Linked DNA regions of Homo sapiens: region 2 is linked to region 1. Evidence: read pairs that join two places in POLR2A ChIA-PET (ENCODE). Cell type or tissue: PC-3. All regions are shown on one strand. Links, peaks and the distances in the headings refer to the core of each region. The heading gives the core; the rest is flanking DNA.

The links. Peaks named below come from ENCODE experiments on the same cell type or tissue, not always from the same donor. Only the 100,000 strongest peaks of a DNase experiment are listed, where the experiment ranks them.
Region 2: POLR2A ChIA-PET joins it to region 1 with 5 read pairs; 1 of 35 experiments calls an interaction of 5 or more read pairs at or near these places.

The regions. Positions count from the first base shown.
Region 1 is chr15:51,024,032-51,040,643 of GRCh38, reverse strand. MIR4713HG (MIR4713 host gene) reads right to left here and starts at 3,156. Exons shown (of 3, transcript NR_146310.1): 1 at 2,963-3,156. RefSeq lists a silencer at 9,506-9,706. In PC-3, for the core only: no CTCF peak of the experiment used is centred there; a DNase peak (open chromatin) is centred at 9,803; H3K27ac peaks cover 1,450 bases.
Region 2 is chr15:51,487,862-51,504,473 of GRCh38, reverse strand. DMXL2 (Dmx like 2) reads left to right here. Exons shown (of 44, transcript NM_001378457.1): 17 at 1,441-1,668; 18 at 4,243-5,922; 19 at 9,340-9,450; 20 at 12,727-12,896; 21 at 15,829-15,926; 22 at 16,355-16,520. Among named protein-coding and RNA genes, the nearest start is that of DMXL2, 130 kb to the left of the region's middle. In PC-3, for the core only: CTCF peaks have their summits at 4,705 and 4,905 (motif pointing right); a DNase peak (open chromatin) is centred at 9,393; H3K4me3 peaks cover 583 bases; H3K27ac peaks cover 510 bases.

The sequences.
Region 1 (16,612 bases), core at 5,170-13,169:
CAAAACATCATAGACAGAAATTAAAGAAAACCTATGTAAATGCAGACATCCTGTGCTCATGGATTAGAAGACAATACTGTTAAAATGGCAATATTCCCCACAGTGATCTACAGATTCAGTTGAATCCTTATCAAAATTCCAACTGCCTTTCTTATCAGAAGTGAATGAGCCTATCCTAAAATCTGTACGAAATTGCAATGGACACAGAATGGCCAAAGTCATCTTGAAAAAGAAGAAAAAAGTTGGAGGATTCACACTTCCCAATTTCAAAAGTTACAACAAAGATACAATAACCAAGATAATGTGGACAGACATATAGATCAACGGAACAGAATCAAGAGTCTAGATCAGTGGTCTCCAACCCTTTTGGCACCACAGACCAGATTTGTGGAAGACAATTTTTCCATGGACAGTTGAGGGGATGGTTTCAGGATGAAACTATTTCACCTCAGATCATCAGGCATTAGTTAGATTCTCGTAAGGAGCGCGCATCCTAGATCCCTTGCACATGCAGTTCACAATAGGGTTCACACTCCTATGAGAATTTAATGCTGCAGCTGATCTGACAGGCTCAGGCTGTAATGCTCGTTCACAGCTGCCCACCTCCTGCTGTGCGGCCTGGTTCCTAACAGGCCACGGACCGGACCGGTATCAGTCCACAGCCCAGGGGTTGGGGACCCCTGGTCTAGATAATGAATCCATATATTTATGGTCAATTTATCTTTGCCAAGACCATTCAGTGGGGAAAGAATAGTCTTTTCAACAAATCGTGCTGGGACAACTAGCTATCCACATGCAAAAGAATGCATCAGGGCCCCTAATTCGTGCTATATGCAGACTTTAACACAAAATGGATCAACTACTTAAATGTAAGAGTTAAAAAAATAAAAACTCTAACGAGAAAATATAGGTGAGTAAGGGCTTCAAGAGGACTGGCTAGAGGCACCCAGCACTCACCTCCTCCACAAAGAAGAACCAAAATAGTAATAGATAATCACACTTTGAATAGATCATCTAAAAGAGAACACTGGAATTCAACAGAGAAATGACAGGAAACATTTAAAGCAAGGAAGAAGAAGGAAGCAAGGCAGCCTTCTTAACCAGGATCAGCTGGGAGCCTGGAGAGGCTCCCCAAAGTGGGGAAAGGGTGAGAGATCCCCAGCAGTCCACATTCTCACAGCAGACTCCTGCAATCCTAGCCACAGGGGAGCCCATTGACCCTTGTGGGCCGCCCTGAGACTAACATAGGAAGCTGCCTGGAGACCACGCAACAGTATTGCTCCAGAGAGGGAGCTTATGTTGGGTCCCGAACAATTCCGAAGTCCTAAGCAGACACATCATGGTGTTATATTGAGAGCCTAGCCCCACCAGCTTGCATCCTGCCTGGGGGCCCAACAGCACCTGCATCTCCACATCCCTGGATCCCCATTAACATCACCAAGAACAGCCACCACCATAGCTGGCTGCTGCTGCCAAGGCTGAAGCTTAAACCATTGGCAACATCCCCACTGCTCCCAGCAGCAAAGCCATCATGAATTTTCATGAACCCTGAGGACAAACTCCTCTGCCCACAGTCACTACCACTGCAGGCTGCCACCACAGCGGGGCGGGTGGGGGTGGGGGGGTGGGGTGTGTGAAGCACAAGCAAAGTGTATGCTCCTTAGCTGCCTGCATACAGCTGTTGTCCTTGAAAGCAACCCCACCCTCCCTAGTAGCAGGGCTGCTGACACCCCCGCCTGAACATTCACTTAGGACCTGGGAATCACCCTATTTCTGCCTATTATAGTTAGTCCCTGCATGCACCACGAGGGGGCCTGAGGATAGGTCCACCCATCCCAGCTCTGCCACCCACCAATGCCTAAACATACCATCCAGGGGCCTGGGGACCACTCAGACTAGTCTACCAGTTTTGGCACTTGAGCCTCCTAGGGTCCTGAGGTCAGGCTCACTCAGCCTGCCACTACCACCATAGCAGGAATCCACCAGCATGTGCCACCTATGGGCCTGGTGACCAGCCTACCCAGCCCATCACAGCCACCACCAACTCCAGCAAGGACTGCTTGGGAGTCAGAAGGTTGTCTCAGCACTACTACTGCCATTGCCCACACCACACTCACTCCACAAGGACCTGAAGAACTTGTCCACTATTGCCACAACCAGCAGCTGAGTAAGCTGCCTGGAGGCCCAAGAATCGGCCAGCCTGGACCTGCTAACGCCAGTGCCAGCATACGCTGCCCTGGGGCCTAAGGACAGGCACATTCTGCCTGCTGCTGCCACCACTGGGGCCCAAGGACAGGACTACATGGTGCTCTTGTCCTCAGCAAAATTTCACCACAGACTCCACTAACAACTGCACCCTAAAACGAGTGAGGAAATCACAGACATCACTGTTGCTGTTTATAGCCAAAGAAATAATACAGAGACTACACTACTGCACGCACCCAGAATCAAAGCACAAGTGCCCTACCCAATCAACACCATAGATACATCTTCAGGAATAAGTCCTCTCCTATAAAAGCAAATACAAAATACTGGAAGAAGTGACTGTTACACCAGATGCACAGATATCAGTGTAAGGACACAGAAACATGAAAAGCAAAGAAATACGACACCTCCAGGAAAAACAGTAATTCTCCAATAACATATTCCAAGCAAAAAGAAATTTATGAGATCACAGAAAAAAAGTGAAAATATTGATGCTGAAGAAGTTCAGTAAGATACAACAGAACACAGAAAAACAATACAAACAAATCAGAAAAACAATTCAGGAAATAAATGGGAAATTTACCAAAGAGATAGAAATCATTAAAAAGAAACAGAAATTCAGGCAAGGAGGCGGAGCAATATGGCTGAAAAGAACCCTCCAGCAATCATCCCCCCTGCAAGAACACCAAATTGAACAACGATCCACCCAAGAAAGCACCTTCATAAGAACCTAAAATCAGGTGAGTAGTCACAGTACCTGGTTTGAACATCATATCAAGGAAAGAAGCAGGAGGAGCCAAGATGGCCGAATAGGAACAGCTCCGGTCTACAGCTCCCAGCGTGAGCGACGCAGAAGACGGGTGATTTCTGCATTTCCATCTGAGGTACCCAGTTCATCTCACTAGGGAGTGCCAGACAGTGGGCGCAGGTCAGTGGGTGCGCACACCGTGTGCGAGCCGAAGCAGGGCGAGGCATTGCCTCACTTGGGAAGCGCAAGGGGTCAGGGAGTTCCCTTTCCGAGTCAAAGAAAGGGGTGACTGAGGGCACCTGGAAAATCAGGTCACCCCACCCGAATACTGCGCTTTTCCGACGGGCTTAAAAAACGGCGCACCACGAGATTATATCCCACACCTGGCTCGGAGGGTCCTACGCCCACGGAGTCTCGCTGATTGCTAGCACAGCAGTCTGAGATCAAACTGCAAGGCGGCAGCGAGGCTGGGGGAGGGGCGCCCGCCATTGCCCAGGCTTGATTAGGTAAACAAAGCAGCCGGGAAGCTCGAACTGGGTGGAGCCCACCACAGCTCAAGGAGGCCTGCCTGCCTCTGTAGGCTCCACCTCTGGGGGCAGGGCACAGACAAACAAAAAGACAGCAGTAACCTCTGCAGACTTAAATGTCCCTGTCTGACAGCTTTGAAGAGAGCAGTGGTTCTCCCAGCACGCAGCTGGAGATCGGAGAACGGGCAGACTGCCTCCTCGAGTGGGTCCCTGACCCCTGACCCCCGAGCAGCCTAACTGGGAGGCACCCCCCAGCAGGGGCACACTGACACCTCACACGGCAAGGTATTCCAACAGACCTGCAGCTGAGGGTCCTGTCTGTTAGAAGGAAAACTAACAAACAGAAAGGACATCCACACCAAAAACCCATCTGTACATCACCATCATCAAAGACCAAAAGTAGATAAAACCACAAAGATGGGGAAAAAACAGAACAGAAAAACTGGAAACTCTAAAAAGCAGAGCGCCTCTCCTCCTCCAAAGGAACGCAGTTCCTTACCAGCAACGGAACAAAGCTGGACGGAGAATGACTTTAAGGAGCTGAGAGAAGAAGGCTTCAGACGATCAAATTACTCTGAGCTACGGGAGGACATTCAAACCAAAGGGAAAGAAGTTGAAAACTTTGAAAAAAATTTAGAAGAATGTATAACTAGAATAACCAATACAGAGAAGTGCTTAAAGGAGGTGATGGAGCTGAAAACCAAGGCTGGAGAACTACGTGAAGAATGCAGAAGCCTCAGGAGCCAATGCAATCAACTGGAAGAAAGGATATCAGCAAAGGAAGATGAAACGAATGAAATGAAGCGAGAAGGGAAGTTTAGAGAAAAAAGAATAAAAAGAAATGAGCAAAGCCTCCAAGAAATATGGGACTATGTGAAAAGACCAAATCTACGTCTCATTGGTGTACCTGAAAGTGATGGGGAGAATGGAACCAAGTTGGAAAACATTCTGCAGGATATTATCCAGGAGAACTTCCCCAATCTAGCAAGGCAGGCCAACGTTCAGATTCAGGAAATACAGAGAACGCCACAAAGATATTCCTCGAGAAGAGCAACTCCAAGACACATAATTGTCAGATTCACCAAAGTTGAAATGAAGGAAAAAATGTTAAGGGCAGCCAGAGAGAAAGGTCGGGTTACCCTCAAAGGGAAGCCCATCAGACTAACAGCTGATCTCTCGGCAGAAACTCTACAAGCCAGAAGAGAGTGGGGGCCAATATTCAACATTCTTAAAGAAAAGAATTTTCAACCCAGAATTTCATATCCAGCCAAACTAAACTTCATAAGCGAAGGAGAAATAAAATACTTTACAGACAAGCAAATGCTGAGAGATTTTGTCACCACCAGGCCTGCCCTAAAAGAGCTCCTGAAGGAAGCGCTAAACATGGAAAGGAACAACCAGTACCAGCCGCTGCAAAATCATGCCAAAATGTAAAGACCATCGAGACTAGGAAGAAACTGCATCAACTAACGAGCAAAATAACCAGCTAACATCATAATGACAGGATCAAATTCACACATAACAATATTAACTTTAAATGTAAATGGACTAAATGCTCCAATTAAAAGACACAGACTGGCAAATTGGATAAAGAGTCAAGACCCAACAGTGTCCTGTATTCAGGATACCCATCTCACGTGCAGAGACACACATAGGCTCAAAATAAAAGGATGGAGGAAGATCTACCAAGCAAATGGAAAACAAAAAAAGGCAGGGGTTGCAATCCTAGTCTCTGATAAAACAGACTTTAAACCAACAAAGATCAAAAGAGACAAGAAGGCCATTACATAATGGTAAAGGGATCAATTCAACAAGAAGAGCTAACTATCCTAAATATATATGCACCCAATACAGGAGCACCAAGATTCATAAAGCAAGTCCTGAGTGATCTACAAAGAGACTTAGACTCCCACACATTAATAATGGGAGACTTTAACACCCCACTGTCAACATTAGACAGATCAACGAGACAGAAAGTCAACAAGGATACCCAGGAATTGAACTCAGCTCTGCACCAAGGGGACCTAATAGACATCTACAGAACTCTCCACCCCAAATCAACAGAATATACATTTTTTTCAGCACCACACCACACCTATTCCAAAATTGACCACATACTTGGAAGTAAAGCACTCCTCAGCAAATGGAAAAGAACAGAAATTATAACAAACTATCTCTCAGACCACAGTGCAATCAAACTAGAACTCAGGATTAAGAATCTCACTCAAAGCCGCTCAACTACATGGAAACTGAACAACCTGCTCCTGAATGACTACTGGGCACATAACGAAATGAAGGCAGAAATAAAGATGTTCTTTGAAACCAACGAGAACAAAGACACAACATACCAGAATCTCTGGGACACATTCAAAGCAGTGTGTAGAGGGAAATTTATAGCACTAAATGCCCACAAGAGAAAGCAGGAAAGATCCAAAATTTACACCCTAACATCACAATTAAAAGAACTAGAAAAGCAAGAGCAAACACATTCCAAAGCTAGCAGAAGGCAAGAAATAACTAAAATCAGAGCAGAACTGAAGGAAATAGAGACACAAAAAACCCTTCAAAAAATCAATGAATCCAGGAGCTGGTTTTTTGAAAGGATCAACAAAATTGATAGACTGCTAGCAAGACTAATAAAGAAAAAAAGAGAGAAAAATCAAATAGATGCAATAAAAAATGATAAAGGGGATATCACCACCGATCCCACAGAAATACAAACTACCATCAGAGAATACTATAAACACCTCTACGCAAATAAACTAGAAAATCTAGAAGAAATGGATAAATTCCTCGACACATACACTCTCCCAAGACTAAACCAGGAAGAAATTGAATCTCTGAATAGACCAATAACAGGATCTGAAATTGTGGCAATAATCAATAGCTTACCAACCAAAAAGAGTCCAGGACCAGATGGATTCACAGCCGAATTCTACCAGAGGTACAAGGAGGAACTGGTACCATTCCTTCTGAAAATATTCCAATCAATAGAAAAAGAGGGAATCCTCCCTAACTCATTTTATGAGGCCAGCATCATTCTGATACCAAAGCCAGGCAGAGACACAACAAAAAAAGAGAATTTTAGAACAATATCCTTGATGAACATTGATGCAAAAATCCTCAATAAAATACTGGCAAAACGAATCCAGCAGCACATCAAAAAGCTTATCCACCATGATCAAGTGGGCTTCATCCCTGGGATGCAAGGCTGGTTCAATATACGCAAATCAATAAATGTAATCCAGCATATAAACAGAGCCAAAGACAAAAACCACATGATTATCTCAATAGGTGCAGAAAAAGCCTTTGACAAAATTCAACAACCCTTCATGCTAAAAACTCTCAATAAATTAGGTATTGATGGGACGTATCTCAAAATAATAAGAGCTATCTATGACAAACCCACAGCCAATATCATACTGAATGGGCAAAAACTGGAAGCATTCCCTTTGAAAACTGGCACAAGACAGGGATGCCCTCTCTCACCTCACCACTCCTATTCAACATAGTGTTGGAAGTTCTGGCCAGGGCAATTAGGCAGGAGAAGGAAATAAAGGGTATTCAGTTAGGAAAAGAGGAAGTCAAATTGTCCCTGTTTGCAGACGACATGATTGTATATCTAGAAAACCCCATAGTCTCAGCCCAAAATCTCCTTAAACTGATAAGCAACTTCAGCAAAGTCTCAGGATACAAAATCAATGTGCAAAAATCACAAGCATTCTTATACACCAATAACAGACAGAGAGCCAAATCATGAGTGAACTCCCATTCACAATTGCTTCAAAGAGAATAAAATACCTAGGAATCCAACTTACAAGGGATGTGAAGGACCTCTTCAAGGAGAACTATAAACCACTGCTCAAGGAAATGAAAGAGGATACAAACAAATGGAAGAACATTCCATGCTCATGGGTAGGAAGAATCAATATTGTGAAAATGGCCATACTGCCCAAGGTAATTTACAGATTCAATGCCATGCCCATCAAGCTACCAATGCCTTTCTTCACAGAATTGGAAAAAACTACTTTAAAGTTCATATGGAACCAAAAAAGAGCCCGCATCACCAAGTCAATCCTAAGACAAAAGAACAAAGCTGGAGGCATCACACTACCTGACTTCAAACTATACTACAAGGCTACAGTAACCAAAACAGCACGGTACTGGTACCAAAACAGAGATATAGATCAATGGAACAGAACAGAGCCCTCAGAAATAACGCCGCATATCTACAACTATCTGATCTTTGACAAACCTGGGAAAAACAAGCAATGGGGAAAGGATTCCCTATTTATTAAATGGTGCTGGGAAAACTGGCTAGCCATATGTAGAAAGCTGAAACTGGATCCCTTCCTTACACCTTATACAAAAATCAATTCAAGATGGATTAAAGACTTAAACGTTAGACCTAAAACCATAAAAACCCTAGAAGAAAACCTAGGCATTACCATTCAGGACATAGGCATGGGCAAGGACTTCATGTCTAAAACACCAAAAGCAATGGCAACAAAAGACAAAATTGACAAATGGGATCTGATTAAACTAAAGAGCTTCTGCACAGCAAAAGAAACTAACATCAGAGTGAACAGGCAACCTACAAAATGGGAGAAAATTTTCACAACCTACTCATCTGACAAAGGGCTAATATCCAGAATCTACAAAGAACTCAAACAAATTTACAAGAAAAAAACAAACAACCCCATCAAAAAGTGGGCGAAGGACGTGAACAGACACTTCTCAAAAGAAGACATTTATGCAGCCAAAAAACACATGAAAAAATGCTCATCATCACTGGCCATCAGAGAAATGCAAATCAAAACCACAATGAGATACCATCTCACACCAGTTAGAATGGCAATCATTAAAAAGTCAGGAAACAACAGATGCTGGAGAGGATGTGGAGAAATAGGAACACTTTTACACTGTTGGTGGGACTGTAAACTAGTTCAACCATTGTGGAAGTCAGTGTGGCGATTCCTCAGGGATCTAGAACTGGAAATACCATTTGACCCAGCCATCCCATTACTGGGTATATACCCAAAGGACTATAAATCATGCTGCTATAAAGACACATGCACACGTATGTTTATTGCAGCATTATTCACAATAGCAAAGACTTGGAACCAACCCAAATGTCCAACAGTGATAGACTGGATTAAGAAAATGTGGCACGTATACACCATGGAATACTATGCAGCCATAAAAAACGATGAGTTCATGTCCTTTGTAGGGACATGGATGAAATTGGAAATCATCATTCTCAGTAAACTATCACAAGAACAAAAAACCAAACACCACATATTCTCACTCGTAGGTGGGAATTGAACAATGAGAACACATGGACACAGGAAGGGGAACATCACACTCTGGGGACTGTTGTCGGGTGGCGGGGGGAGGGATAGCACTGGGAGATATACCTAATGCTAGATGACAAGTTGGTGGGTGCAGCGCACCAGCATGGCACATGTATACATATGTAACTAACCTGCACAATGTGCACATGTACCCTAAAACTTAAAGTATAATGATAATAATTTAAAAAAAAGAAAAAAAAAAAGGAAAGAAGCACTGAAGAAGATAGGACAGACAGTCTTGAATTGCTGACATCACCCCTCTCCCTCCCCCCAGCACTGGCCACGTGGCATGGAGAGAGAATATGTGTGCTTTGGGGAGAGGGACTGCAGTGATTGTGGGACTTTGCATTGGAACTCAGCACTGCCCTGTCACAGTGGAAAGAAACCTAGGACAGAATTTGGCCAGCACCTATGAAGGAACATTTAGGCCAGCCTTAGACAGAGGGGAATCATCCATTCCAGTGGTTGGAACCTGAGTTCCAGCTAGCCCCCCCACCACAGGCTAAAGCACTCCGGGGTCCTAAATAAACATGAAAGTCAGTCTAGGCCACAAGGATTGCAATTCCTGGGCAAGTCCTGGTACTGTTCTGGGCTCAGAACAAGTGGACTTGGGGTACACACAACTCAGTGAGACACTAGATGGGGCAGCCAAAGAAATGCTTAAATCACCCTTTTCCCATTCCAAGACAATGTAGCTTACAGGCCCAGGAGAGACTTCTTCCTTTTGCTTGAGGAAAGGAGAGAGGAGACTAAAGAGGACTGTCTTGCAACTTGGATACCAGCTAATCCACAGTAGAAGAGGTCACCAGGCAGTCGTGAGGCCTCCATTCCAGGCCCTAACTCCCAGATGACATTTCTAGACATACGCTAGGCCAGAAGAGAAACTGTTGTTGCCTTGAAGTAAAGGACCCAGTCCTAGCAGGATTCGTCACCTGATGACTAAAGAGCTGCTGAGCCTTGAATAAACATCAGCAGTACTTGGATGAGACCCAGGGCTTTGCTGGCTTCAGATGTGACCCAGCATATTCCCAACTTTGGTGGCCACAGGGAGAGGCTCCTTCTGCTTGAGGAAAGGACAGGAAAGAGTAAAGGGGACGTTGTCATAGAGCTTAGGCATCAGCTCAGCCGCAGTAGCATACAGCACTAAGCAGGCTCCTGGGGTTCCCAATTCCAGGCCTTGGCTTCTGGATGGCATTTCTGGATCCACCCTCAGCCAGAGGTGAGCCCACTGCCCTGAAGGGAGAGACCCAGACCTGGCAGCATTCACCACAAGCTGACTGAAGAGCATGTGAGCCTTGAGTGAACACTGGCACTAACCAGGCAGTACTCGCAGTGGCCCTGGGGCAATGGTGGCCATGAGAAGACACTCCTGCATAAGAAAAGGAGAAGGAAGAGTGGAAAGGACTTTATCTTGCAGCTTGGATGCCAGCATAACTACAGTAGAATAGAGTACCAAGTAGAATCCTAAGGTTCTGAACTCCAAGCTCTGGCTCCCAGATGGCATTTATGAACCTGCCCTGGGCCAGAGGTGGGAGCTCGCTGCCATGAACAGGATACAAGCCTGGCTGGATTTACCACCTGCTGACTAAAGAGCCCTTGGGCCTTCAGTGAACATCAGCAGTAGCCAGGCAGTGGTCTCTGCAGGTCAGGCAAGACTCAATGCTATGCTGGCTTTGGCTCTGACACAGTGCAGGGCCAGTGGTGGTGGCCACAGGGGTGTTTGTGTCACCCCTCAACCAGCTCCACGTAGCCCAGCATGGACAGAGAGAGATACTCTGTTTGGGGGAAAATAAAGGAAGAGAAAAAGTGTCTCTGCCTAGTAATCCAGAGAATTCTCCCAGATCTTTCCCAAGACCACCAAGATGGTACCTCTATAAGTGTGCAAGAATCACAATGTTATCAGGCCTGGGGTGCCCCATAACACAGATAATAAAGACTTTCCCAGACAAACAGAATCTGAGGGATTTAAACACCAGTGACCAAATATTTAGATTATAATACTCGATTCCTTTTGAATACTTAGAAAGCCTTCCCAAGAAGGATGGGTACAAACAAGCTCAGACAGTGAAGACTATAATAAATACCTAACTCTTCAATGTCTAAACACTGATGAACATCCACAAGCATCAAGACCATCCAGGAAAACATGAACTTACCAAACAAACTAAATAAGGTACCAGTGACCAATCCTGGAGTGACAGAGAGATGTGATCTTTCAGACAAAGCATTCAAAAATCATGAGGAAACTCAATGAAATTTAAGATAACTCAGAGAAGGAATTAAGAATCCTATTAGATAAATTCAACAAAGAGATTGAAATAATTTTTAAAAATCAAGCTGAATTTCTGCAGCTGAAAAATGCAACTGAGATACTGAAGACATACAGAGTATCTTAACAGCAGAACTGATCAAGCAGAAGAAAGAATTAGTGAGCTTGAAGACTGGCTATTTGAAAATACACAGTCAGAGGAGACAAAAGAAGAAAGAATGAAGCATGCCTACAAGATCTGAAAAAAAATAGCCTCAAAGGGGCAAATCTAAGGATTATTGGCCTTATAGAGGAGGTAGAGAGAAAAATTAGGGTAGAGATAATAACAGACAACTTTCCAAAACTAGAGAAAGATATCAATATTCAAGTACAAGAAGGATATAGAACACAAAACATCTTTAACTCAAATTAGACTACCCCCAAAGCATTAACAATCAAACTCCCAAAGGTCAAGGATAAATAAAGGATCCTAAAAGCAGCAAGAGAAAGGAAACAAATAACATACAAAGGAGCTCCAGTACAACTAGCAGCAGACTTCTCAATAGAAACCTTACAGGCCAGGAGAGAGTGGCATGACATATTTAAAGTGCTGAAGGAAAAAAAAAATTATCCTAGAATAGTATATCAAGCAAAAGTGTCCTTCAAACCAAAAGGAGAAATGAAGACTTTCCCAGACAAACAGAAGCTGAGGGATTTAAACACCAGACCTGTCCTACAAGAAATGCTAAAGGGAGCTCTTCAATCTGAAAGAAAAGGATGTTCGGGCAGATCACAAGGTCAAGAGATTGAGACCATCCTGGCCAACATGGTGAAACCCCGTCTCTATTAAAAATACAAAAATTAGCTGGGCGTGGTGGTGCACGCCTGTAGTCCCAGCTACTCGGGAAGCTGAGGCAGAATCACTTGAACCTGGGAGGTGGAGGTTGCAGTGAGCCGAGATCGCACCACTGCACTCCGGCCTGGGCGACAGAGCGAGACTCCATCTCAAAAAAAAAAAAAAAAAAAAGAAAAAAACAGAAAAAAAGAAATCATCTGAAGGCACAAAACTCACTGGTAATAGTAAGTAAACAGAGAAACACAGAATATTATAACTGAAATTGTGGTGTGTAAACTACTTATATCTTGAGTAGAAAGACTAAAAGATGAACCTATCAAAAATAATAACTACAACAATTTTTAAAGGCATAGACAGTGTAATAAGATATAAATAGAAACAACAAAGAGTTAAAAAGTGGGGGAAGGAGAATAAAGTTAAAATGTAGAGTTTGTATTAGTTTTCTCTTTGCTTGTTTGTAGTTTGTTTCTGCAATCAGTGTTAGGTTGTCATTAGTTTAAAATAATGAGTTTTAAGATGTTATTTATAAACCTCATGGCAACTTCAAATCAGAGAACCTACAACAGATACATAAAAAATAAAAAGCAAGAAATTAAAACATACCACCAGAGAAAACCACCTTCACAAAAAGGAAGAAAGGAAGGAAAGAAGGAAGAAAAGACCACAAAACAATCAGAAAACAAATAACAAAATGGCAAAAGTAACTCCTTATTCATCAATACTACCATTGAATGTAAATGGACTAAACTCTCCAATCAAGACACATACAATGGTTGAATGGATAAATAAACAGGATCCAACAATCTGTTGCCTACAAGAAACACACTTCACCTATAAAGACACACATAGACTGAAAATAAAGGGATGAAAAAAGATATTCCATGCCAGTGGAAACCAAAAAAGAGCAGCAGTAGCTTACGCTTATATCAGACAAAATAGATTTTAAGACACAAACTATAAAAAGAGACAAAGAAAGTCATTATATGATAATAAAGAGGTCAATTCACCAGGCATGGTGGCTCATGCCTGTAATTCCAGCACTTTGGGAGGCCTGGCAGATCACTTGAGGCCAGGAATTCAAGACCAGCCTGACCAACATGGCAAAAACCCATCTCTACTAAAAATACAAAAATTATCTGGGTGTGATGGCATATGCCTGTAATCCCAGCTACTTGGGAAGCTGAGGCACAAGAATCTCTTGAACCTGGGAGGCAGAGGTTGCAGTGAGCCAAGATTGTCTCAGCCTGGGCAACAGGGTGAGACTCTGTCTCAAAAAAAAAAAAAAAAAAAAGTCAATTCAGCAGAAATTCTGGAACTGAGGACTGAATAATTCATTAAATGAAATACAAAGCAACATTCAGGCTGGGCACAGTGGCTCACACCTGTAATCCCAGCACTTTGGGAGGCCGAAGCAGGTAGATCACTTGAGGTCAGGAGTTCGAGACCAGCCTGGCCAACTTGGTGAAACCCTGTCTCTACTAAAAATACAAAAATTAGCCAAGCATGGTGGTGGGTATCTGTAATCCCAGCTACTTGGAAGGCTGAGACAGGAGAATCACTTGAACGTGGGAGACGGAGGTTGCAGTGAGCTGAGATCATGCCACTGCACTCCAGCCTGAGCAACAGAGCGAGACTCCATCTCAAAAAAAAAAAAAATTATAACATTCAAAAGCTTCAACAATAGATTAAATCAAGTGGAAGAAAACATCTCAGAACTTAAAGACAGGTCTTTTTAAAATATCCCAGTCAGGCAAAAATGAAGAAAAACATTAAAAAGAATGAAACAAGTCTACAAGATGTATGAGACACCATAAAGACCAAATATTTATTTTCCAGTATCCCAGAAGGCAAAGAAAAAATGAAAGGTATAGCAAACCTATTTAATGAAATAATATCTGAAAACTGCCCAAGTCTAGCAAGAGATTTAGACATCCAGAAAACTCGACACGCAAATCCATATAATCTAAAAAAATCTTCTCCACAGCACATTATAGTCAAACTGTCAAAAGTCAAAGACAAAGAGAGAATTCTAAAAACAGCAAGAAAAGAATGTTTTATCACTTATAAAAGAACCCCCATAAGGCCTGGCATGGTGGCTTATGCTTGTAATCCCAGCACTTTGGGAGGCTGAGGCGGGTGGATCATGAGGTCAGGAGATCAAGACCATCCTGGCTAACATGGTGAAACCCTGTCTCTACTAAAAATACAAAAACAAAACTAGCCAGGTGTGGTGGCAGGTGCCTGTAGTCCCAGCCACTCAGGAGGCTGAGGCGGGAGAATGGTGTGAACCTGGCAGGCGGAGCTTGCAGTAAGCCAAGAGCGCGCCACTACACTCCAGCCTGGGCGACAGAGCGAGACTCCGTCTCAAGAAAAAAAAAAAAAATACCATAAGACTAAGCAGACTTCTCAGCAGAACCTTATAGGCCAGGAGAAAATGGGATGGTATATTCAAACCATTCAAACCAATGTTACAAAAATTAGTAGCATTTCTATATGCCAACAGTGAACAGCTGAAAAAGAAATCAGACCAGGTGCAGTGGCTCATGCCTGTAATCCCAACACTTTGGGAGGCCGAGGCAGGAGGACCACCTGAAGTCAGGAGTTCAAGACCAGCCTAGCCAACATGGTGAAACCCCATCTCTACTAAAATACAAAAAATTAGCTGGGTGTGGTGGCTCGTGCCTGTAATAAATCCCCGCTACTTGGGAGGCTGGGGCAGGAGAACTGCTTGAACCTGGGAGGCAGAGGTTGCAGTAAGCTGAGATCACGCCCCTGCACTCCAGCCTGGGTGACAGAGTGAGAGTCTGTCTCAAAAAAAAAAAAAAAAAAAGATTAATGATGAAAGGAAGAAAGGAAGAAAATGAAGGAGGGAGGGAAGATTACCCTCACTTGCAGGTTCTATGCTGTTCCTGTAATCCCAGTGCTTGGGGCCGTGTCTCCTTTGTTCTCTAGTATTAGATCCCGGAAGAACTACAGAAAGGCTGGCATGATAACTAGTGCTTGCCCTCCACCTTTGGGCTCTGGGACTGGCACCCACGCTCCCTGGACCAGACAGTAAAGCTGCATTTCAACCTCAAAATTGGCATCAGACCCAGCCTCAAACAGCTGGCTCTGAACTCCAGGGCTCCTGCCACCCTAGGCTTGCTCCTAGAACTCTGAAGAGGAGCTGGTGGTCTGATTATTCCACATTCTGCTCTTTTGGGAGCAATCATGGCACTTTGGCTGAGAAATGTTATATTCAGACATTTCAAGTTGATGTGGCTGAAAATTTTAACTTGAAAAAGATATTTCACACATATTAATAATAGTTCATAGTTTCAAACATGTTTATTTCAATAAATAATTATATATGTGTATATGTGGGTGTGGTGTGGTTGGGCGTGTTTGTGTCTGTCTCCATGTATGCTGGATTTATCTACTTCTCATTCATTTTTGGTGATGATTATTCTTCTAACACAACACTACAAAAAATACCAGTGAATCATCAATGATTAACTTGTTGAAAATAGTTTTCCTCTGGCTTCATGATTACCTGCTTCAATAAAATAAAATAATCACAGCATTATTTAATTTCCTGACCCAACTACCAAATTAATCTAAAATAAAACAAGTTACTATAATCCCCCAGTTTTCTTTAGACTAGCTGGACTTTTGGCAGTCAGAATCACTTCAAATCTGGAAGTAACAAAGAAAAGAAAAAGCAAAATGTCTTTCTCTCCAGTAGAAAAAGAAGAACCCTCCCTGTTACAGGCTGTGACTTGTCAATCTGCTCACAGACGTTATGACACCCTCTTATTGGCAGAGCTCCGAAAGTGCCAGCTGCTTCTCACTAAAGCCAAGAGGTGTGGAAGAATAAAAGGGAAAATGAAATAAGAAAAAAGAGTATATTCACGGAAGATCATGAGATCCCAGCACAAATCCTGATTCTACAGATAGATATCTGTATTAAATCATTTAAGCTCTCTGAGCCTCTGTTTCTTCATCAGTAAAACAGGAAGATAATACTGTGCTACAGGGGCTTGAGGAGATTAATAAAAAACACATGACAGTGTTTAGAACAGCTTCTGACCCAGTTGCACTCAATAAATATTTCCTTATTGTTGTGATGACAAATTATTTTTTCTTTAGGCCTTTTAGACTTAATTAGAAGTAGAGTGTCATTATAGATAATAGTAAATCATGTAGAAAGGTGTGTTTGAACTGTACTTGTAGACTACAAGTTGGGAACCCCTTAATGTGAGGAAGGTTGACGTTAGAAGCCAACTATGTACTATTTTTTTTTCTTGAGACAGAGTTTCACTCTTGTTGCCCAGACTGGAGTGCAATGGAACAATCTCAGCTCACTGCATTCTCTGCCTCCCAGGTTCAAGTGATTCTCCTGCCTCAGCCTCCCAGATAGCTGGTATTACAGGCACCCACTACCATGCCCGGCTAACTTTTGTATTTTTAGTAGAGACGGGGTTTCATCATGTTGGCCAGGCTGGTCTCAAACTCCTGACCTCAGGTGATCAGCCTCAGCCTCCCAAAGTGCTGGGATTCCAGGTATGAGCCACCGTGCCCGGCTTTATGTACTGCTTAAGACAGAAAAAATAGGTTTCATTTTGAGTGACAACTCAGATAAACTAGTAGTGGATGCCTGAAGCACTATGGTAGGAAGGATCCTGAAGCTGAGTT
Region 2 (16,612 bases), core at 4,601-12,600, 460 kb before region 1:
ATAACTGAATCAGAGATTTACACTCACTGGAAGTTCTTTGGAAGATCAAGTCAATATGGCTTACAAAGGCTGTCAACTAATACTATCTTAAATTTTCTTAGAACTTTTGGTTTTTGTGTTTATTCTTGAAATCATTCTCTGATTTGAGTACTTGATAGGAGGCTACTAGTCTAATGTCTTCTTTGCCCCTAGCTAATTACATGGCCTCAGGAAAATCACTAAGCTCTCTGAGTTTAAATTTCTTAATCTAAAAGTGAGGCAGTATATTGTTATTTCCTAAAGTTTGGTTCATGATCCATCTATTTCAAAAACACCTGGGCTGCTTTACTGGGATCTACCCCATATCATCTAAATCAGTGTCTCTGTGGTTAGGCCTGGGAATTTGCATGTTAACAAATTCCTCAAGCTTTTAATGTGTTTTAAAGGTTGTAAGCACTGGACTGTATAAGGGGTTTCTTTTAGCTTTTACATGTTGTGATTCTTCCCTGTCAGTCTTGCATGATGGAGTTGGTGCTAAGAAAGAGTAAAATTGTAAAAAAAAAAATTTAAGCTTATCAGGGTAACTAAGCAAAAGTTTGAAAATTGACCTTGTCTGCAAAGTAATTTTTTTAAAAAAATTTATTGATGCATAATAATTATACGTATTTATGGCGTACATGTGATATTTTTATACATGCATAGAATATGTAATGATCATATCATGGTATTTAGGATATTCATTACCTTGAAATTTATTGTTTCTTCGGATTGGGAACATTTCAGATCTTCTCTTCTAGCTCTTTTGAAATATACATTGTTGTTAACTGTAGTCATTCTACTGTGCTATCAAACAATAGAACTTATTTCTTCTACCTTCATGTTTGTACCTATTAAAGAGTCTCTTCACCCACCCCACAACCCTTCCCATTCTCTGGTATCTATTATGCTATTATCTACCTCTATGAGATCCACTTTCTTAGCTCTCACATATGAGTGAGAGAACAGGTGATATTTGTATTTCTGTGCCTGGCTTATTTCACTTAACATACTGACCTGCAATTTCCAACTGTGTTGCTGCAAATGACAGGATTTCATTCTTGTTTATAGCTGAATAGTATTCCATTGTGTATATATATGACATTTTCTTTATCCATTTATTCATTGATGGATACTTAGGTTGATTTTATGTCTTGGCTGTTGTGAATAGTGCTACAATAAATGTGGGAGTGCAGTTATCCCTTTGATATACTGATTTCCTTTCCTTTGGGTAAACACCTAGTAGTGAGATTGCTGAGTCATATGGTCATTCTGTTTTAAAAAGAGCTCTCTTTTCTCTATATCCTCACCTCCAAAATACTTTTAAGAAGCTATGTTTCTTAAATAATAACAAAGTAATATTCTAGCTCCTATTTATAGTAATGATATACATACATTTTGTAATTTTATAATTTATTTTTAAAGCTAAAGCTTCAGAAGGGGCTTCCTCTGAGAGTCTACTTTCAGTCCCTGGACAGAAGAACGTAGATTCTTCTCCAGAAACCTCTCCTAGTGTGAGCCCCATGCCACATTCTTCATCAATTGCCAATCTTCAAACTGCCAGTAAACTTATTCTGAGTTCTAGACTGGTGTATAGCCAACCCCTTGATCTCCCAGAATCAGTTGAAGTAATAAGAGCAACGCCTTCAGCAGGTAAGGTCACTTTAAGACTGGGCAGTGGTAGCTCAGAGTGATAAAATATATGAACTCTTTAGTGGATAAAATAGATGAACTCTTCTGAAATATGTTCTATGTTGACATTAAAATAAAGATTGATTTTCTATTAATGATATGTCTAGATGGTTAGAAACATGTCTTTATTAGAAATAATTTCCTGGCTGGGTGCGGTGGCTCACTTCTGTAATCCCAGCACTTTGGGAGGCTGAGGTGGGTGGATCACTTGAGGTCAGTAGTTCGAGACCACCCTGGCTAACATGGCGAAACCATGTCTGTACTAAAAATACACAAATTAGTTGGGCGTGGTGGCACGTGCCTGTAATCCCAGCTACTTGGGAAGCTGAGGCAGGGGAATTGCTTGAACTCGAGAGGTGGAGGCGGCAGTGAGCTGACATCACACTACTGCATTCCAGCCTGGGCGGGCGACACAGTGAGACTCCATACACACACACACACACACACACACACACACACAAACCCACAAAATTTCCTGTGATAAATGTAATCAGCTTGACAGAAAATAGTGTAAATTTTTTTTTTTTTTTTTTTTAGACGGAGTCTCACTCTGTCGCCCAGGCTGGAATGCAGTGGTGCTATCTTGGCTCACTTCAAGCTCCACCTCCCGGGTTCACACCCATTCTCCTGCCTCAGCCTCCTGAATAGTTGGGACTACAGGCATCCACCACCATGCCCAGCTAATTTTTTTTGTATTTTTAGTAGAGACGGGGTTTCACCGTGTTAGCCAGGATGGTCTCGATCTCCTGACCTCGTGATCCACCCACCTCAGCCTCCCAAAGTGCTGGGATTACAGGTGTGAGCCACCACGCCCGGCCAAAATAATGAAATTTTTTTTTTTTTTTTTGAGATGGAGTTTCGCTCTGTCACCCAGGCTGGAGTGCAGTGGTGCTATCTTGGCTCACTGCAAGCTTCGCCTCCCAGGTTCATGCCATTCTCCTGCCTTAGCCTCCCGAGTAGCTGGGACTACAGGCGCCCACCACCATGCCTGGCTAATTTTTTGTATTTTTAGTAGAGACGGGGTTTCACTGTGTTAGTCAGGATGGTCTCGATCTCCTGACCTTGTGATCCGCCCACTCGGCCTCCCAAAGTGCTGGGATTACAGGCGTGAGCCACCGCGCCCAGCCAATAGTGAAAATATTTTAATGTGAGGTGTCTTGCCTACACTTTGGAATATAATGATAGTAAAATTTTGAAGAACAAATACATTCATTTGTAAACCACTGAGGCTTTTTTTAAAATTTAAGACTTCATTCACATTGTGGTAATCACGTCTCACCTTTATTAAGAATGTTTGAACAACAGTTGGCAGATACTCTGAGGAAAAATGTAGGATAAAAGACTATAGTTTGGGTGGTCTGGAATGATACTGACTTTAGCAAGGTAGATATTTTGAGGGCAAGTCTGGCAGCTGTGTTTAAAGTGATCTACTTGCAGAATTTTAATTGGGGAGTTTCTAGAATAGTGTTTTTGGGAAACCAAAATTGGAGGTTCGGGGCCGCTAAAATTACTGGTGAATGATATTCAGTATAGGTGTTTTCTTATTCATCCGTAAGACAGGTTTGCATTCACAGTTGGAAAGATCATATTGAGAAGAGTGTACTCTTGGGCTTTTGTGGCTGGTGCAGATCTAGGCCAGTTTGTTAATCTTTCAAAATATTTGAAAGGTTTGGGTTATACTCAAATAAGTTTATTGGAGTTCGTGATAATAAATTATATTTTACAGACGCCTTATAAAATGTCTTATTTGACAATAGTAATCTAGGGGAAACAGTAACTGATCCCAATTGTTTAGATGGAATAGGCTCAGATGATTAAGTAGCTTTCCCACTGTTAATGAAATTATTGATGGGTTGAAACTCAAATCCAGATCTTCTGACCTCAGATCTTTAATCTCTATATCCCCTTGTCTTACAGTTGACAACAGATGTGCATTGTTAGTCTTTGGCAGTCAGGAATAGATAAGAGGGTTCTGGTTCAGTGCTAAGAGAGGATGAATTAAACTTGGTAAAATGGGTAAGATCTATTGGTCTGTTTTGCGGTCTGAAACAAAATTTGGTGTACCACCTGGGGTCTGGATTATTTGAGAGAAGGTTAGGGGCATTTGAAAGGCAAATTGTAAAGCTCAGTTAAGTATTCATGATGAAAATGATTAAATATATAGTATGAAATTCTAAGGAGGCATGTTGTGAAGGTAAATATAAATAATAGAAACACATTAAGGGCTGACTTGTTTCAGTGCTTTTGAGTTTTATTTTAATTAAATGGTTGCCTCATTTAAACTTAATTACCTAAAAACAAATTAAGTGATTATTATTGCATACCTTGATTTCACTGATGGGCTCTTCAAGACCTTTATAGATATGTTGGCCAATGGACATTTAGTGGGATACTAGTTAAGAGGAAGACTGCAGAGATATTCTGAAGAAGCTCATAGTGACTTTAAATTGATCACATTCCAGAATTTGATTACTACCATATTATTTTGTGGCTTTATTATTATTACAACTAACTATTTGCTTTTTCTTTTTTAAGGCCATCTGAGTTCTTCTTCAATTTATCCAGTGTGCCTTGCACCTTATTTAGTGGTTACAACTTGTTCTGACAATAAAGTACGCTTCTGGAAATGTTGTATGGAAGCCAACCCAGAGTGTAATAAAAGTGATGAGAAAGAAATTTATCATTGGAAGAGATGGCCTTTGATGAATGATGAAGGAGAAGATAATAGCAGTACAGTGAGCATTGTGGGAAGACCAGTTGCTGTTAGCTGTTCATACACAGGTCGCCTTGCAGTGGCTTATAAGCAGCCTATCCACCATAATGGTTTTGTTTCTAAAGAATTTTCCATGCATGTTTGTATATTTGAATGTGAATCTACAGGAGGATCAGAGTGGGTTTTAGAACAAACAATTCATCTTGATGATTTGGTTAAGGTTGGGAGTGTACTTGATTCAAGGGTCAGCGTCGACAGTAATCTGTTTGTGTATAGCAAGTCAGATGCACTCTTGAGCAAGGATAGATATCTTATTCCGAATATCAAACATTTAGTACATTTGGACTGGGTATCAAAAGAAGATGGCTCCCACATTCTTACAGTGGGAGTCGGTGCGAATATCTTCATGTATGGAAGGCTTTCAGGAATTGTGACTGAGCAAACCAACAGTAAGGATGGAGTAGCTGTCATCACTTTACCACTAGGTGGTAGTATCAAGCAAGGAGTTAAGTCAAGATGGGTTCTTCTTAGATCTATAGACTTGGTATCTTCTGTTGATGGTACTCCTTCACTGCCTGTTTCTCTCTCTTGGGTAAGAGATGGGATATTGGTGGTAGGAATGGATTGTGAAATGCATGTATATGCACAGTGGAAGCATGCTGTCAAATTTGGAGACACTGAAGCTGATAGTTCTAATGCAGAAGAGGCAGCAATGCAAGATCATTCGACCTTTAAATCTAATATGCTGGCAAGAAAAAGTGTTGTTGAAGGAACAGCTATTTCTGATGATGTTTTTTGTTCACCAACTGTAATTCAAGATGGTGGCTTATTTGAGGCTGCACATGTACTTTCCCCTACTCTTCCACAATATCATCCAACTCAGCTGTTAGAATTGATGGATTTAGGGAAAGTGCGAAGGGCTAAAGCCATTCTCTCTCATTTAGTAAAATGTATTGCAGGTGAAGTAGCAATAGTTAGAGATCCTGATGCTGGAGAAGGAACTAAGCGACATCTCTCTCGAACTATTAGTGTAAGTGGCAGTACAGCAAAGGAAACAGTCACCGTAGGAAAAGATGGTACTCGAGATTATACTGAGATAGATTCTATCCCTCCACTACCACTATATGCATTACTTGCTGCAGATCAAGATACATCCTACAGAATTTCAGAAGAAAGTACAAAGATACCACAGAGCTATGAAGATCAGACAGTAAGTCAACCAGAGGATCAGTATTCAGAGCTGTTTCAAATCCAGGATATACCAACGGATGATATTGATTTAGAGCCTGAAAAGAGAGAAAACAAATCAAAAGTAATAAATCTTTCTCAATATGGACCAGCTTACTTTGGCCAAGAACATGCAAGGGTACTTTCAAGTCATCTTATGCACTCAAGTCTACCAGGCCTTACCCGTTTGGAGCAGATGTTCCTTGTAGCTTTGGCTGATACAGTGGCTACTACTAGTACTGAGCTTGATGAAAGCAGAGATAAGAGTTGCTCAGGTAAATATTCTCGCTAAAAATTTATAAAGTTGTACCTAATAGAAATATTTGTATTATCTCTATACTGACTCATTTACTGAATTGCAGTCTCAACTTTCAAACTTTGCAGGGAAAAGACCTCCTTAATAGGTAATTACTATTATATAATATGCTCAGTTAGAAAAGACGGTTGAGGCCGGCATATGAATGCATGGATTTGTGAGATCCATGTGCATTCTCTCATGAGTTTTTACACTGAAACCTTTGTGTCATTTTGGATTTATAATCTTGTTTTTTTGTGTGTGTTTGGGTGGGTTTTTTGTTTGTTTTTTTGAGACAGGGTCTTGCTCTGTTGCCCAAGCTGGAGTTGAGCGGTGCAGTCATGGGTCACTGTAGCCTTAACCTCTCAGGTTCAAGTAATCTTCCTATCTCAGCCTCCTGAATAGCCGGGACCACAGGTGTGCACCACCATGGGGCCCAGCTAATTTCTTTTTATTTTTTTTGTAGGGACTAGGTCTCCTTATGTTGCCCCAGCTAGTCTCGAATTCCTGAGCTCAAGCAGTCCTCCTGCCTTGGCCTCCCACAGTGCTGGGATTATAGGTATGAGTCACCATGGACTGGCCAAGTCTCTTGTTTTTTAACACAGATTGATCCCTATGATTTTTTCTTTGATAATAACAGCCCATTTGTTAATGTTACTATGGAATCATGAGGCTTATTGGGACCTCATGGGCTCAACTTGTTGGTCTTCCCATTTCTAGCCATAAACAACTTTTTACAATTACCTAATTTTCTCCAAAAAGTCTCTTCAGCGAGATTTCCATACAGTTAATGTCATACGTATTTTGCCTAATTCATTCTGTAACTAGAAAATTTTTGGCTGCTTCCTGGAACTAGATTCCATTCTCTTTTATGCACATAGTTCAGGGTAATGGTGTTGATTGTAAATGATGGCATTGGCAAAGGAAACTGAAAATTAATGATCAGAATTTCATTAATTCAATAAATATTTTGGAGGAGTGAAAAATTGCTATGTTTCAGGCACTTTCTTTACTTTATCATATTTAATTATCACAGTCTTCTAGCAGATAGCTATTATTATGTTTAACTTTATAGATGAAGACACTGATCCTTAAGAAATTAAGGGACTCATCTGAGATCACATAGGCATTAAGGAGTAGAAGTGGAGTTCATATGTGGATAAACTGTTGACTCAAAGCCTGTACCCTTTTAACTATTTCATGATTTCCAGATCTGTGGGGGAAAGGTAGCTGGAAAATATCTCTTCATATAGATTTACATCCTTATAGTATATCCCCCAAAGTTTTCTTCTCTGCAGGTTAAAATAACTAGAGACCTTCTAGGGTTTTGCCTATGACTTATTTTCTCACTATTAATTGGAAAAGAAAAATCTTAACCATTATGAGGTTGTATGCAGTTGAATGAGATTCTTCCCAGAACAACCTTAAGCTTGTGTTGTGTGTTTAATATATATTAGTTTTTACTGTGGGACATTAAGAAAGTAGGCATGGCATGATTTGTAAAAAATAGTTTATACTTTCTAATACAAAACTGTATCATTGGCTAAGCAATATAGAAATAGTGTATCCTGGACACAGTGGACATTCATGAGGTAATAAGGCAGGAATGAATGTCTCCATTTCACAGGTGGGAAACTGAAGCTCAGAGATTAAATGAGTTACACATCTCAGTAAATGGATTCTAAGTAAATGAGTTCTTCCATTTGTTCAGGTGAGACAACTTACAGTCATTCTTGACTCTGCTTTCTCTCATACCCAGTATCCAGTTCATTGGCAAATGCTATCAGTTCTATTAATATCCAGAATCCAATAATCAATTCTCATTACCTCTGCAGTTACTACTCTGGTCCAAGTCCCTGTCATCTCCTAACTGCTTTATTCTTTTTACCTCCATCTGTTCTTTGCTTAGGAACCAGTGATTCTTTTAAAACCAAATCACATTAAATCTCTCCTTTGCTCAACATATACTGGTGCCTTCCTGTCTCACTTTAGAATAAAAGTTAAGAGCCTTACAGTGGCCTAAAAGGCCCCACACGATCTATGCTCATTTCTACTCTATTAGAATGCTCTTCTTCCAGATTCATGCATGGCTTGTTCCTTTACTTCCTCAAATTGCTGCTGGCATGTCATCTTATTGGAGAGTTCCTTCCTGGCCACACTGTATGAAATAGAACTCTCTTACTCCAGCATTCCCTATCTCTCAGTCCTGCTTTATTTCCCTTCATAGCATTAATTTCCACATATTATTTGTTTATTGTTTGTCTCTACCTCCTAAAATATGATCCCCAAGAGAGTAGGGACTTTGCCTTATTCACTGCTGAATTCCCAGTACCTGAAGAGTCCCTCACATGTAATAGATGCTTGATTTGTTGAATGAATAAACGGACGAATGAGCATGGTGGCTCACACCTGTAATGGCAGCACTTTGGGAGGTTAAGGTAGGAGGATTGCTTGAGGCCAGGACTTTTAGACCATCTTGGGCAACATAGTGAGATCTCATGTCCATAAATAAATAAATAGATACATATTAGGTTGGTGCAAAAGTAATGGCAAAACTGTAAATACTTTTGCACCAACCTAATAGCTATCTATCTAGCTAAATAAATAGATGGATGGATGGATATAGGTAATGGGAAGCAGAGCTGGGGCTTGATCTTTGGCAATTTAAAAGTTTTTGTTTTTTTTTTTCTGGAAAATACTATTTGATTCTATAATCATTGAGTACTTCCAAAGTGTCAGTTATTGGGCTAGGTGCTGTCTGTATTTTTGCTTTGCTTTTATCCAGCAGTGGCTATAGTTTTGGTTACGCTTGCCATACCTTCATACTTTGACTAAGTGGAATTAATTTGTATAAATAAATTTGTAGAATCAAGGTGAAGGTTCAAACTAACCATGTAACACTAACTAGCCTGGGTATTCAAATTTTAAATCTTTGATAGTACCATATTTCAGTTAATTTAACCAAAGTAGAAAATACTACCTGCTTAAATATATAACAAATGATTTCACATCAGTTATGTAATTTCCATTACATCTCATCGGAATTCATGTAGAAAATATTATTAAAAGTTGTACCTAACTTACCATAGTTAATATATTTTTTATTGGATTTCCAGATGTCTTTCATTTATTATGAGTCAATATAAATGTTCTTGTTATCTATTCTAATAGTTAATTGTATTTCTCCAAATCATTTTTCTTTTAAGAGTTTAGTAGTCACATTTTTTTTTGTAAAGATAATTTTTTGTAAAGACGTTAAAGTGTTCAGGAAGGAATACACTAAAACTTATGTATTTTATATAAATTATGACTAAGTTTAATGTTTGTTTTATAGCTTATCAGTTTGTGGCCTCTTGCATTCTTTTTTCCTTAAACATATTTCCTGTTTAAATTACAGGAAGAGATACATTAGATGAGTGTGGTTTGAGATACTTGTTAGCTATGCGCCTACACACATGCCTTTTGACATCGCTGCCTCCTTTATACCGAGTGCAGCTACTTCATCAAGGTAATTCACTCACTGTTTGAAGCTTTGCACAACTTTTACTTAATATTGGAGCGATGGGGTGTATCATGTTTGTGTGTAAACATTAGGTAAGTCATTACGTGCACACCTATCACTTGGCTTAAGATCTTTCTGTCACATAGTACCCACTTACCATTTTTCTATGTATCCTTCAGCTCTATTCTGTGACTTTTGCTCATCTAACTAAGTTTTTTAGAATTTATTTACTAGAGTAGTAGCTTAGGGGGTAAATGTGGTATGCCTGAGGTTGTAACCCAAAGTGGCTGTCTACAGAGTAGCCCTGAATATCTTGATGTCTTTTCTTTGAAAAATTATGTAAACTTTGCTCTGCGATGTGTTTTTATATTTACTTTAATGTAAGCATTATGTTCTAGTTATTTGCCAGCAAGTAAAGTTGATGATTCAGGAAGATCTGCCATATTGATAACAGTGGATTTGTGTACTTCAGGCATACTGCTACACCTGATTTGAGACATAAGGATTTATATCAGCCTTCGTATTACAGATTAAAAAATTGAAACTATAGAATTAAAAGTGACCTGCCCAGGATACAGGACTATTTATTAGAAGAGTTGGGAGTGCGAATCCCAGTCCAGAGCTTATTTCAGTGGACTATATTTCTTTTGAAACCAACATCTTGGAAAGAGTCCCATAATATACGTCTTAGTATTATAGAACCTAGAACACTAGGCTTGATACACTGTTATTCTTACCCATGGCACTTACCCTTTAACCTATGAATGTTCTTTGAAAACATAACTATAAATAGCTATCTGAGATTCTGTGTCTAAACTATATTTCATCTGCCCAATCCTTTGTTTTTGAAATAGATTTTGCTGAGGTATTTTTTCTATTTGAATTATCACTCTAATGAATAACCTTGTACCTTGGCATGTAAATATTTGCATTCCTGATTATTTCCTCATGCTAGTTTTCCAGCAGTGGAATTACTGAATCAAAAGGCATGAAAATTCTTCAGTCTTGATAAGTATTACCAAAATGCCCTTCAGAAATGTGCTCATTTACATTCCCAGAAGTTTGTATACACGTACTACGTACCAACAAAAATTGAAAACAAAAAATTATAAAAAATATAAAATAAAAAAGAAGTTTGATGATGCCAAATCTCAACCCCATTGCCCACATTTGATATTAACATTTTAAGCAATCTATGCCATTTGGATAGGTTTTTAAAATGGTATCTCCACGTTCTCTTAAGTTTTAGTTTTGGGTGATAGTCAAGTGGTATTGAATCAGTTAATGACAATTTTGTACATTTCCTAGGGCAGTCTAAAACACTTCAAATTTCTAAAGCTGTGTCAAATTCCATTTTCCCTTTGACTGCAGTTAAAACATTGGCGATGAGAAGTGACTGGTGTTGTAGGTGTTGGTCCTGGGAGCAGTTTTCAGGGAAAAGTTAAGTAGCCAGTACATAGATAGAAAAGCTGAGAAGAGCAAGAGCAGAGGTAAACTGCAGAGAATAGCCTGCCATTGGTAGGTAAATAAAAAGAAGTGCCTATTCGTGCCCCTGTTCTTTTTCTTCCCTAATAACTTTTTTCACCTCTGCAGGTTTTCAAATACATTCACTGCTCTTAATCTTACTTTCTGAACCTAATTCTTCTGACATGTCTGTGTGTATTTTTGTTTCTTCTTATACCAAAATTTTAATTAATTTAAGGATATAGAATGTAATATGCTATGTATTGTCATTTTATATTATATATTTTATATCAGCAAAATTATGCATTTTGTGTTGCCGTATATTAGTTGCTGAAGCAGAATATCAATTATTTGATAAAGTAATTCTCTCACAGCAGACAGAGATTTAAATAGTGAAAAAATTAGTCTGCCTTTCAGGTTATAAAAAACTAAATTTATTTTATTAATTTTTTCTGGTGTTTTCCCCTAAATTTATAGTGGCAGCCAAGACATGTTGCATTAATTTTGTGGTATGATTACAAACACAGTTGTTATATGAGTGTTGGCAGTGGGAAATTTAAAAGAGTTAAGATTGTTATTCAAAATAATCATAATAGTTTTTATTTTATACTTTCTAAAGAAATTACAGTGAAGCAGTAATTATTAGAAAAGCTTTAAACTATGTACAAAATCTATATAGTAGTTGAAAATGGAAAAAATTATGTGTAACAATATAGATACTTAATAGCATTGAGAGGCCTATGTTGTAATGTGACTTTCATTGACCTCAGACATTTCTTTGTTTCTAAAATGAATTCATACAGATGGCTACTTGGACTAGTTTGGCTTCTTTCCAAGGCTTCCCAGAGTTCTTGCCAGCATTCCCATTATTGATTACCATTCTGTGTGGTTCACATTCATTATGTTTCGTTTTTACCTGCTGTAAGTCGAATATCAGTAAGAGCGTTATCAGTAATTGAACTGTTGATAAATCCATTAGTACTTAAAAGTCTAATAGCGTCAGTAAAGATTTTGTTGCCTCTTCAAACAGCCTAGATCCCTGTCAGTCTTCTCCCAGGTAAAAAAAAACAAACAAACCCAAAACAAAAAACAATGTTCACCAAAAAGCATCAGTATTAGGCAGCTTTAAACTTTTAACTGAAGGCACTAAAAGCAGAGGAATGTACATCATGATTGTAACTTATCCTTATTATTTTCTGGAACTCTTACGAAGTTTAGAGCTTGCTTTGAAGTGATATTTAGCTCCATGGCTAGAGAGAAGAATGGGGTAGTGGCACTGGAATCGACATCCAGGACTGTGAGCCAAGTGCTTTTGACTTGAATAAAGCTTTCACCACACTTTCCTTCCCCTGGGCTCTTGTGGGGGATAACACACCTTGTGTCCTCTTGGGCGGGCCGGATTCACAGGTCCTGGTGACAGAGAAACCTGGAATCGGGCCTGGGCCCTACCTTCCTAGTTATGTGAGCTTGGGCAGCTCTTATGACCTCTTGATAAATTTGGTGTACCGTACATGTGAATGGCCTGATATTCAAATATTTTTCTTTCTAATGATTAAGTTTTAGTGTCCCTATTTTTGTAGGGGAAATGAAAACAAATGTTTGGGGAAAAAGAGATTTGGATTTTATGTATCACATTATTGATCTTGTATTCAGAAACTTTTATAGTATAAAGTCCTGAATGATGACAGACTGCCTTTCATTCTTTCTTTCTGCTTCAAAATTCTTTCCAAAATGAATGCGTATGTGACTGCATGAAAAATTGTTTTTCTTCTTATTTGATACAGTTACGCAGATTATTATTTTATATTTCCAATTTAGGTGTCTCTACATGCCATTTTGCCTGGGCTTTTCATTCTGAGGCTGAAGAAGAACTGATTAATATGATTCCAGCAATTCAGAGAGGGGACCCCCAGTGGTCTGAATTAAGAGCTATGGGCATAGGATGGTGGGTGAGGAACATTAACACGCTTCGAAGATGCATTGAAAAGGTAACTTTTCTTTAGTGGATTTTGAGTTATATTAAAAAAACCTTTTCCTAACGAAAAAAAGATACTATCTCCCAGAAAACCTGTAGTGGGAAATTTGTTTGTCTATCTTGAGGTCTTGAGAATTTTTTTTTTTTTGGAGATGGAATTTCGCTCTTGTCGCCTAGGCTGGAGTGCAATGGTGTGATCTTGGCTCACTGTAACCTCTGCCTCCTGGGTTCAAGCGATTTTCCTGCCTCAGCCTTCTGAGTAACTGGGACTACAGGCGTGCGCCACCACATCCAGCTAATTTTTGTATTTTTAGTAGAGACAGGGTTTCACCATGTTGGCCAGGATGGTCTCGAATCCCTGACCTCAGGCGATCTGCCCTCCTCGGCCTCCCAAATGGCTGGGATTACAGGCATGAGCCACCATGCCTGGTGAGACTTTTTTAAATAAAGTTTTTTGGAGATTACAAAAACTTGACCTTTATAAAATGTCCATGCAGTATGATATTGTGTCTTTCTATATAGGCTGAATTTATAATATATCCGTGGAATAATAATATTTTCTGTTATTAGTTGAGGTATGCCCTGGTTTAAGAAAATGGAAAAATCTAACTTTAGAAAGTAAACTTGAGTTCTTGTTTGTTATTTACAATACATTAAAAAACTCTTTTTATACAAAGGACTCTCTGCATCACTAGTTGAATAAGTAGCAAACGTTCTTTGCACACTTGAAATCTCATTGGATAAAAACAGTTTTGATTTGTATGTACTTGAAGAACATATCTGTGGCAGCAAGTGAAATGGCTATCAAAGTTTTTAAGGCAGGTTTTTGGAGTCAGTTTTCTGGTAGATTCCTTTTAGGAAAAAAATTCAGTTCAGCTCTCTACCAGGTTTGGTGCCAGTTGCTTTTCATAAATAATTCCATGTTATGTTCTAATCAACCCCATGTCATCATCTCCATTTTACATATGATGGAACTAAGATTCAGAGAGGATGGGTAACAAGCCCAAACTCCAGTCATTTATAAATGTTAGATTTAGCCTGTGCCTTTTCTACTTTAGCAGGATTAGGAAAGTGGAATTCTTATTCATATTTTCCTTTTAGTCCTTTGGAATTCCCTGGAGTACAATCAGTGGTACTATATTTGTGAAGTATGAATTTGTTTCTCCGAAGGATGCAAAGACCTTTTCCTGATTTATTCCTTAATAGTAGTTCCCCAGAGAAGACTCAACTGGTAAACTTATGTAAAATGCATATTCTCCATCCCATAACCAGAGATTTTAATTTGGTAGTGGTAGGGCTGAGGTTTCTTCATCTTAATCAGCATCCCATGATTCTGGTGTGCATGGTTCTCAGATCACAGTTTTAAATGTGAGTATAAAAGTATTATTTTACTGTTACGTGTAAGGCTGCCAACAAAATATCAGTATTTCTTTTCTCAAAATAAGCACAGATATAAGAAGGAATTCATTCCTGCACCAACTAAAAAATGTGATCTCTGATGTACAGGAAAAGTTAATTGTTAAAGGATATAAATGATACAGTTTCTACATTAAATGTTTTATATTCCAAAGCACTGGATAAAAGAGGACATACTTTATCTGAAATGTTTCAGATGTATCCCACAAAGATTTTACTTCTTGTCAACATGTGTCTTGTCATTATGATTATCTGTGATAATATACACATGATTTATTTCCACAAGTAATTTATTTCTTAAAATTAAATCAAAGGGATATGTACATTTTCTGCCTCAAAATGTATATTATAAATCAGCTGAATACAAATAAAATTCCTCTAAAAATTATCTAACATATTGAAGCACTAAGTTAAATGATAGGGGGCAGACAACACAATTAAAAGGGGGAAGGGAAAAGAGTATTGAGAGTAAAGCATTTTCTTTTTTCTTTTTCTTTCTTTCTTTCTTTTTTTTTTCTTTGAGACAGAGTCTTGCACTGTCGCCCAGGCTGGATTGCAATGGTGTGATTTCGGCTCACTGCAACCTCCTCTTCCTGGGTTGAAGCAATTCTCCCAACCAGCCTCCAAGTAGCTGGGACTACAGGCGTGCGCCACCATGCCTGGCTAATTTTTGTAGTATTAGTAGAGACGGGGTTTCACCACGTTGGCCAGACTGCCCTCGAACTCCTGACCTCAAGTGATCTGCCTGTCTCGGCCTCCCAAAATGCTGGGATTACAGGCATGAACCACTGCGTCCGGCCCGAGAGTAAAGCATTTTCATGATGTAATTTTAGATGTCTTTTCCCTTTCTCCCATACCTTAGTATTATAGCTTCCTGCTTTGCCATCAATGTGAGCTAATTAATAAAACATCCACTGTTGTTTTGTCATTATGCCTTTCAACTTAATGATTTGCAGAGGCTATATCTCAGCATCTTGGAAAAATAAGGTATGGCCTATATGCTCTTATGTTTAAGACAGTATGATTGCATACAATATAACATGTTGAATTTTCAAGAAAAAGCTCACATCTATTGAATATTCTGCCTTCTTTATTGCTTTCTATGTTAGTTTCAGTTCTACGTGGTTTCTATTCCCTTTTCTAACCCTTACTGTGTGACTGTAGGCAATTCACTTAACCTTTCTGTCTCAGTCACTTTATCTATAAAATGGGAATAATGATAGTGCCTCATGGTTTGTAGTGATGCAATAAGATAACAAAAGGTGCATAGACTCGTGCCCAGGACGTGGTAAATAGTCAATAAGTGCTGGCTGTAATTAGGATTTTTACCATAATTACTGGCTTGCGAATGGTTATCTCTAGGAGCATGTATTAATATTATAACCTACTGGAGATTGTGAAACAGAACCAACTTTTTCTGTCTCCACAGTTTCTATCAGCCATGGAAGTAGCAGGGGAACATTATTGTTGATTAATTGATTGTAATTCTTATGTCAAATTGTGAATTTAATATTTTATTTATCATTTAGGTTGCCAAAGCTTCTTTTCAAAGGAACAATGATGCCTTAGATGCTGCACTATTCTACCTTTCAATGAAGAAGAAAGCAGTAGTGTGGGGTCTGTTTAGGTAAGTTGCCTTGACACTTAACGTGATTCAACAGAATGAAGATTGTGCTGTGAGTAAGAAACCTAATGCTTTTGAAAATAATTAGGTATATGAGCTTCATCAAATCCACTTCTATGCGACCTGGTTCCTTTAGCTGAAAAAAATGGGTAAAATATCTTTTCAGCTTAATCTAGAGGATGGGATGTTTTAAAAGTTGATAAAAGCACTTTGCAAAGTAAAAAATGCTGTTTCCTATTTATGTATACATAAGGCATTATTGACCTTCCTTCTTAGAAGAAGTGAAGAGATGCTTGATAACAAATGCCTGTCCTTGAAGTTATTGTTCTTCTTTTAGATTTCTGTTTGAGGTTTTTATTTTATATTATTATACATTCTGTAGAACATTTTAAATTTGGTTTAACCACTTTATGTTTATGCTCGGTCCCCAGGTCACAGCATGATGAAAAAATGACAACATTTTTCAGCCACAACTTTAATGAAGATAGATGGCGAAAAGCTGCTTTGAAAAATGCTTTTTCCTTACTTGGAAAACAACGCTTTGAACAATCGGCTGCTTTTTTCTTGCTAGCTGGTTCATTGAAAGATGCCATAGAGGTATAAATAAGAAAACACACTATATAATACTTGTAAAAGATTGAAAACCTAAGAAGGTTGTAGAGGAGATTGTAACTTTTGGTCATATGTTT